Linked DNA regions of Homo sapiens: all the other regions are linked to region 3. Evidence: read pairs that join two places in POLR2A ChIA-PET (ENCODE). Cell type or tissue: MCF 10A. All regions are shown on one strand.

Region 1 (2,500 bases), 130 kb after region 3:
GGCTGCATCTCAATGGCACGTGCCTCTCCTGGCAATCAAAAAGATAGACAAATGACTATAATATCGTGTGTGTGATGCTTTGAGAGATTTGTATACAATGTAGATGAACTAATTCTGGATGGCAGGTTCAGGAGTGGTTTTTTCCCAGGAGAATAGGGAGGAAAAAGGAAAAGAAATAGAACGGTTATAGGGTCCAATGGGTAAGAGTTTGGCATGTGTGAGAAAAAGGACAAAATTAGAGATGCACAACATCAAGAAGCAATGGGGGTGTTGAAAGAGAAAGCCTGCAAGGTGCCTGGATTTGGGTTGGGAACTCAGAGAGTTTGGAGCCACTGAACTTACTGAAGCAGGCATGGACATGGTCAAGTCTGTCTTTGAACAAGAAAGCCCTGGGGGGTATAGGAGGTGAACCGGAGGAACAATAGTTAGGAAGGTTCTTTATGGCCCATGATTGTCCCATTTTCACTAAAATAAAATGTGCCTTTTTGGTAGTGAACTGTTCTGAATGCCAAAAGTACTAGGTAAGTTGGTCCCAACTGGAATATTGCAGCCCTGAGGGTGGCTCGGCTGCCCAGTCATTTGGTACCCCCTTTTTCTTTCCTGAACCAGAGAATCTCAGCTCTCAAGAAATCTATTAATTCAGGCTCCCAGGGTCAGCACCACTTGGTCTGTGTCAGAGACACAGCAGTCACACGCACAAACCCAAATGGTCATGGCTGACAGTGGAGGCCTCAGCAGGGCCAAGGAACACAGAGATTTGCAACCTCCCCTTGTGTGCAATTCCCCTTCTATGGTAGGTGGGATTCCCAACCTGGGGAAAGAAATGACCAAGTGTCTGGGAAGGGAAAGTGTCATAAAAGAGCCAGGGCCCAGGAGCTAGGATGACGGTGGCCTGAGGCCCAGACACTCTAGGGAATCCGTGAGACGTGGAGAGAAAACATGAGGGAAAGCAGAGCTACTGTCTGGCCGGCCCAGCTTCCTCTTTTATGAGCTCATGGGCAAAGCCAGGCCAGGCAGAGGGTGCTAGAGATTGAGTGAGCTTGTTTTTTCCCTAACTTGGTTCTGAGTCACACATGGCATCTATCCTTCCCAGAAAACCGCCTCAGGGCTCACCCCTTGGCAGCCCACCAAACCCCAGTACTGACACGCGATCCCCACTGGGTAGGGCCAGGGAGCTGCAGACAGGCCAGCCCCAGCACCCGCCTCCGCCCCTGGAGAGGCCTCTTGGGGAATGAACTGTCCCTCCCAACCTTGGAAGAAAAGAGCCTATGGCAACTGCTTTGGAGGGTAGGCTGGAGGCACGTCCAACTTTTGAGCACACATGGGAGACGCTGCTGAATCATGGGGTTTCAGAGGAGGAGAAACATTAGAGAGCCTTTAATTTATGCCTTTCACTTTGTAGATCAACTCATCCAGTAAATACGGGGTGTCTGAAAAGTCTGGACAAAAGGGGAAATATTTTATTTGTTGTGCATTTTTCCCCTATGATTATGTTTTGACTTCAATCTCCATCAAATTCTCCAATGGCTGACATTGGAGCTGTCTACAGAGAGATGCAGGCTGCTTCCCACGGGAACAGCACTGTAACAGTAATGACATCAACGATCCTGTATTTCTAGCCTTTTCAGCAGCCTGTATTGATTGACAGGCACAGTTCTAGGCACTGAAAATAGAGCAGTACACAAGATAGATAAAGTCCTACTCTGGTGGAGTTATAATCTGGTGGGAAAGAAACCAAGACCAAAGGAGGAGCCACAACACTGGGGTCCTAAGAAGCCGGCTTTGGCAGAAGGACAGGAATGCTGGGCCCTTTCCCAGCTCCCGGCTCAGCTCATAGCAGCCTCCAGGGTAGCTGGGTTGAGTTGGGCTGGGTCAGGCTGAGCTGCATCCCAGGGTAGGGTCATCGTGCCACTTTTGTGACCTTGCCTTGGTGCTCCCGGAACTCTTGCCATGGTTTTGCGTCAGGGGAACTGCCAGGGCCTGATTTTGGGCCTCCTAGAGCCTAGATGAATATCTTTAGGGGTCATTTGTTAACTTGCTGCCTAGAACTCACCACCCCACTCTACCCCCATGCCTCTGGAGAATTGTTCCAGCTAAAATGTAGGTGGGAGGGGATGTTTAAAATCACCTGTTCCTTGTCAGTATAGTGGTGAGTAAAAACAAATTTTTTTTTTTGCTGGGTGTGGTGGCTCACGCCCGTAATCCCAGCACTTTGGGAGGCCGAGGGGGCGGATCACGTGAGGTCAGGAGTTTTCCAGACCAGCCTGGCCAACATGGTGAAACCTTATCTCTACCAAAAATACAAAAATTAGCCGGGCATGGTGGCATGCGCTACTCGGGAGGCTGAAGCAGGAGAATCGCCTGAACCCGGGAGGCAGAGGTTGCAGTGAGCCGAGATTGTGCCACTGCACTCCAGCCTGGACGACAGAGTAAGACTTTCTTTTTTTTTAAGACGGAGTTTCACTCTCGTCGCCCAGGCTGGAGTGCAGTGGTGCAATCT
Region 2 (2,500 bases), 66 kb after region 3:
ACAAAGAGGCAGAAAGGTATTAGAAGTTGGAGATTGTGTGGCTCTGATTCCCAAAGATGGAAAAAAAGATGAATGTTGAAAAGCACAGATCAGGCCAGGTGTGGGGGCTCACGCCTGTAATCCTAGCACTTTGGGAGGCTGAGGCAGGTGGATTACTTGAGTTCAGGAGTTTGAGATGAGCCTGGGCAAAACCCCATCTCTACAAAAAATACAAAAATTAGCTGGGCACGGTGGCTCACGCCTGTAATCCCAACACTTTGGGAGGCCGCGGCAGGCATATCACCTGAGGTCAGCAGTTCGAGACCAGCCTGACCAACATGGAGAAACCCTGTCTCTACTAAAAATACAAAATTAGCCAGGTGTGGTGGCGCATGCCTGTAATCCCAGCTACTCGGGAGGCTGAGGCAGGAGAATTGCTTGAACCTGGATGGTGGAGTCTGCAGTGAGCCGAGATCGTGCCATCACACTCCAGCCTGGGCAACAAGAGCAAAAACTCCATCTCAAGAAAAAAAAAAAAATTAGCCAGGTGTGGTGGTGCACACCTGTAGTCCCAGCTACTTGGGGGACTGAGGCAGGAGGATCACTTGAGCCCAGGAAGTCAAGGCTTGCAGTGAGCCAAGATCAGGCCACTGTACTCCAGCCTGGGTGACAAAGCGAGACTCTGTCTCAAAAATAAAAAAGAAAAGAAAACTACAGATAAGTGGCCTTGGCAATGACTGTAGGCAAAAACCCTCAAATGAGATACAGAAAGATGTTTTGTAAAGTGTTTCGTGAGCCCCGAGAAGAGCTGAGTATAGTCACCCCTAAGCTCAAGTGATCCTTTCACCTTAGCCTCCCAATAGCTAGGACTATAGGCGTGTCACCATTCCCTACTAATTTTTTAACACCTCCTTCCCGTCCCTCGACTCCTGCTCTCAAACTCTTCAGAAGACTTGTTCCCATGATTCTGTTGGAGACCATGTTCTCTGGAAACAGATACTGAGATAAAGTTGGGATGCAAGATGTTAATTAGGTATTAACACCTGTGAATAAGGGCAAGGAAGCAGGAGTGGGCAGAGGGAGAAGTTAAACTGAGCTGCAGGCCCAACCACACCTCTCATAACTCTGCAGAGAGCTTGGGGCAGTATTGTCTATCAAAGCAAAGCAAGTTGAACTGAAAGAGCCAGACATTTATATCCAGCCCTGCTTAGTCACCACATGGAGCTGCCAGGAGAAAGGGTGTGACCAGGAAGAGGGACCAGGCAGCTCTTTGCAGCCAGGGGACCCTGAAGGAGCTGATGGCTGGAGGCTGTCTGCTGACTGCTCTCCCATAGCTGGGCAACAAGTCCTTCCTTGGGGGAGATCTGAGCAGCACATCTCCATGTCCACTACGCTCTCCTTACTACCATTCCCCTCTGGCACCACTGAAATCCACCTTCCATCTTCGCTTTTACTCCACTCACTCCATCCCTTTGCTCCACGCCAAATCCAGTGGGCCCTTCTTGGTTCTTACCTTACAGCTGACCTCTCTCTCATTTGTTGAAGTTATCGATTTCTACAGTAACTTCTCCTCTCTCTCCTTGACCTCTCTACCCACACTTTGCCGGCCTGTTCAGGGGTCCTGTCCTCCATGCACTACCCAAGCACTGGGACTCCATTCTGAATCCATCCTCCTCTTCCTCCGTACTCTCCCAGGCGATCCCACCCACTATCAGGGTTTTAATTCCTGTTTATATGGCAGTGACTTTGAAATGTACTCTCCAGCTATCCTCTCTGCTAGGCTTCCGATTCCCATATCTAATTGGCTGCTGGCTATCTCCATGCTAAGGGCTGTCAGAACTGTGACATTCCACCTCTCTTCTCCCACTGTGTTCCCACCCTAATTCTTCCAGTGCAAGAAACCAGGGACCCTTTGAACCTGCTCTGTCAAGTTTCTTTTCTCGGCAGCCACCCCCGCTGGGTCCAGTTTGGGCATGGGTATGGAAGCACTCCGAACAGTATCAAGGACTCTGCATATGGAGATTTGCATCACTGACATATAAATAGCTGATGCTGGTGCTGAAACCAAAGAATATTCATCACTGATCACACCCACTACTTGCCCAACCAGATGTGAACCTCTGACTCAGTGGGTCCACAGGAAAGAGTTACTCAGCACTTCCTAGGTATAGGTGATGAGAGATGGTATTCATTTATTTTACAGCTTGAAGAATCTGTAAAGAAAATCTGAAGAAAAGAGTTATCTGGGCTGGGCACGGTGGCTCACGCCTGTAATCCCAGTACTTTGGGAGGCCGAGGCGGGCGGATCACGAGGTCAGGAGATTGAGACCAGCCTGGCCAACAGGGTGAAACCCCGTCTCTATTAAAACACAAAAATTTAGCCGGGCGTGGTGGCGCATGTCTGTAGTCCCAGCTACTCGGGAGGCTGAGGCAGGAGAATCGCTTGAACCCGGGAGACGGAGGTTGCAGTGAGCCAAGATTGCGCCACTGCACTCCGGCCTAGCGACAGAGCGAGACTCCA
Region 3 (2,500 bases):
ATGCATTTATGTAAAATCATAAGATATGTAAAAGAATATGAAAATCATTTTGACTTTTAAAAAATAAATATGTCCCAGGAAAGGTTGGGCAATTCCTTGTTGAGGATATGATAGAATTAAACATCAGATAAGCCTGGACCAGCTCACCCTGCTGCCCTCCCACATAGGAGTCCAGAATTCTAAGAGAAGGGCAGAGGGGACCCCAGCACCTTCTAGTCTTACTGTCCCCTATAGCCCTCTAGGCCCAGGGTGGTCCCTGGACCATCAGCAATACCTGGAAGCATGGAAGAAATCAGAATCTCAGGCTCACCCTTGACCTGCTCAATCAAAATCTGCCTTTTAACACAATTCCCAGGTGACCTGTGCCCATTAAAGTTTGAAAATCCCTACTCTGTTCCTCAGGCCCAGGAAGCTTACCCCACATAAAACTATTCTAAATGGCATCTCCTTACAAACCCAAGTAACTACTCTCCCCTCCCCTGCTGCAGGAAAAGCTATCCTAACCTGTACTGGTCTCAGAGCCCTGTACTGAAGTCTCCAGGCCCTGGAGTCCTGAGGGACTCGACTGCCACCTCTTATCAGGTTCAGGGCATCTTGGGCCCAGTTATCCCTGCTCTGCCTTCCTGAGACCCAGACATCCAGTCCCCCCAGTTCCCACTTCCAGAAGGTGGCTGCCTCTGAGGGACTGAGGAAAGGCTGAGTTGCCTTGGAGACGAGGGCGGGTCTAAAGACAAGGAAGGCAGGTCACCCCAGGAGGTAGGAGGAGTGGGGGATACTCCCCCATCCCTTTGTCCTCCTCCAGCTGCTCCCACAATGCACTAGGGCAGGAATGTAAGAGGCAGCTGAGACCCCAGAGCTCTGAAGCAGCAGCTGAGGGGGACGACTGAGTTGTGGGGGGCACTCAGAGGCTAGAACCAGAAGGCATCACGCCTGGTCCCTTAGGGTCCAGCGCCGGGGAGCAGGCTGCCAGAGTCCCAGGAGACTGGCTTGGAATTCCTGGGTGCCGCTCTCCAACCCCACCTCTCTCGGGAACAGCGGGGCTCTTGTTCCCCTAAGTAACCTTCATGCCTATCCCAGATGAGTCATCAGAGCCACACAGAGCCGAGAGGAGCCCGGGGCAGAGATACAAAGGCAGGCAGAGGATACGAGGCAGGCGGAGACAGAGCGAGAGCCACAATGCAAGAGGTAAATAGAGCAGGCTCAGAAACACGGGGCACAGAGCCAAGCAGAGGAACACGGAGAAGCACAGAGACGTCTGGGCTGTCTGTTCTCCAACACCCCCAGTCACCTCATCTCTCTCCACTGGGTCTTCAGTCCACAGTCAGAGACCCAGAGGGCAAGAGAGGACAAGCCCAGAAGACCTTCCCCAATCCCACCCCCTTCCACTCCATTACAACCAAAGACAAACCAGGGGCCAGGCCACCCTGCCTCAAGCCCTTCACGCTCCTCTCCCAACCCCCAAGTCCCACTCAGACAACACCCACACAGCTCTGTACACACACACACGGTGAAACACACAAACTTACTGAACTGGCTGTAAACAGCGAGGCTAAATGTGGCATGCACACACCCACCTCTCAGTGTCCCTGACAACCCTCACAGAGTTTCTGAGACAGAGCAAACACAGAAGCTCATGCATACATCAACCCGTCCACACCTTGGCATTCCTTCAAGTCCAACCCCATCGCTCAGTGAATAGCCACCTTCAGACACCTGTGAACATGAAATGACAGACACCACATGCTCCTGTGACCAAAAGACAGCATGAGACACACACACCCGGGCCCTTGGGCACAGGATCCCCAGAGAACTGGGGCCCAGCCTCTAACACACATGGGTGACCAAGCCAGAGGGACGTCGAGGGGGCAGGGAACAGGTGGGCGCTGGGTGGGAAGAGTGGCAATAAGGACAACAGCCTTTCCCTGCCTTTCCACTCACTCCCCTTTCACCTGTCTCCACCACACCACTCAGTCCTGGACACACCTACAGGCCCTCAGCAACAGCCAGCGAGCTTGGGCGCCTGCCTCTGGCTGCTGGAAGCGCTGGGAAGAAATGTTCAGCCAAGAGCCAGGCATGGGGGGGTGGGACCCTGAAGCTGGCGCTCACCGGCAGTGACATTCTCTCATGCCAGAGCTAATTGACCATCCAGCCGGGAAGAGTGGTGTCACTGGTGGGTTAGAGTGGCAGTCCCTCTTTTTGCTGGACTGTGACCAGACTGACCAACTGGGTGTTGGCTGAGCGGAGGCTTAGCAGTTAGATGCCCGCAGGGACTGGCCAGGTGGAGGGCAGGCGATAGATGAGCTGACTCAGTGGGGCTGCACAGGAGCACCTCCTCCCGGGGCTCAGTTCCTCCGCACTGAGTGAGAGGGGACTTGCCTCAAGGCTGGAGGCTCAAAACTCTTTCTGGGAGGTCACGGGCTTCACCTCCACCCAGTCCCCGCCCCCGGTTTTCAGACGGTATGCCAGAGCATCGGGGAGGCGGGCAGGGAGGCTTAGAAGA

The links. ChIA-PET counts read pairs that join two places held together with the same protein. Peaks named below come from ENCODE experiments on the same cell type or tissue, not always from the same donor. Only the 100,000 strongest peaks of a DNase experiment are listed, where the experiment ranks them.
Region 1: POLR2A ChIA-PET joins it to region 3 with 44 read pairs; 15 of 35 experiments call an interaction of 5 or more read pairs at or near these places.
Region 2: POLR2A ChIA-PET joins it to region 3 with 72 read pairs; 26 of 35 experiments call an interaction of 5 or more read pairs at or near these places.

Annotation. Positions count from the first base shown.
Region 1 is chr6:30,751,134-30,753,633 of GRCh38, reverse strand. It overlaps the pseudogene RN7SL353P. Among named protein-coding and RNA genes, the nearest start is that of IER3, 7.8 kb to the right of the region's middle. In MCF 10A, no CTCF peak of the experiment used is centred here; a DNase peak (open chromatin) is centred at 1,063.
Region 2 is chr6:30,819,081-30,821,580 of GRCh38, reverse strand. The region is part of intron 1 of LINC00243 (long intergenic non-protein coding RNA 243); the gene reads left to right. Among named protein-coding and RNA genes, the nearest start is that of LINC00243, 10 kb to the left of the region's middle. In MCF 10A, no CTCF peak of the experiment used is centred here; DNase peaks (open chromatin) are centred at 1,170 and 2,080.
Region 3 is chr6:30,884,838-30,887,337 of GRCh38, reverse strand. The region is part of intron 1 of DDR1 (discoidin domain receptor tyrosine kinase 1); the gene reads right to left. Among named protein-coding and RNA genes, the nearest start is that of DDR1, 1.6 kb to the right of the region's middle. RefSeq lists enhancers at 412-918, 1,934-2,441. In MCF 10A, no CTCF peak of the experiment used is centred here; DNase peaks (open chromatin) are centred at 1,117, 1,587, 2,037 and 2,347.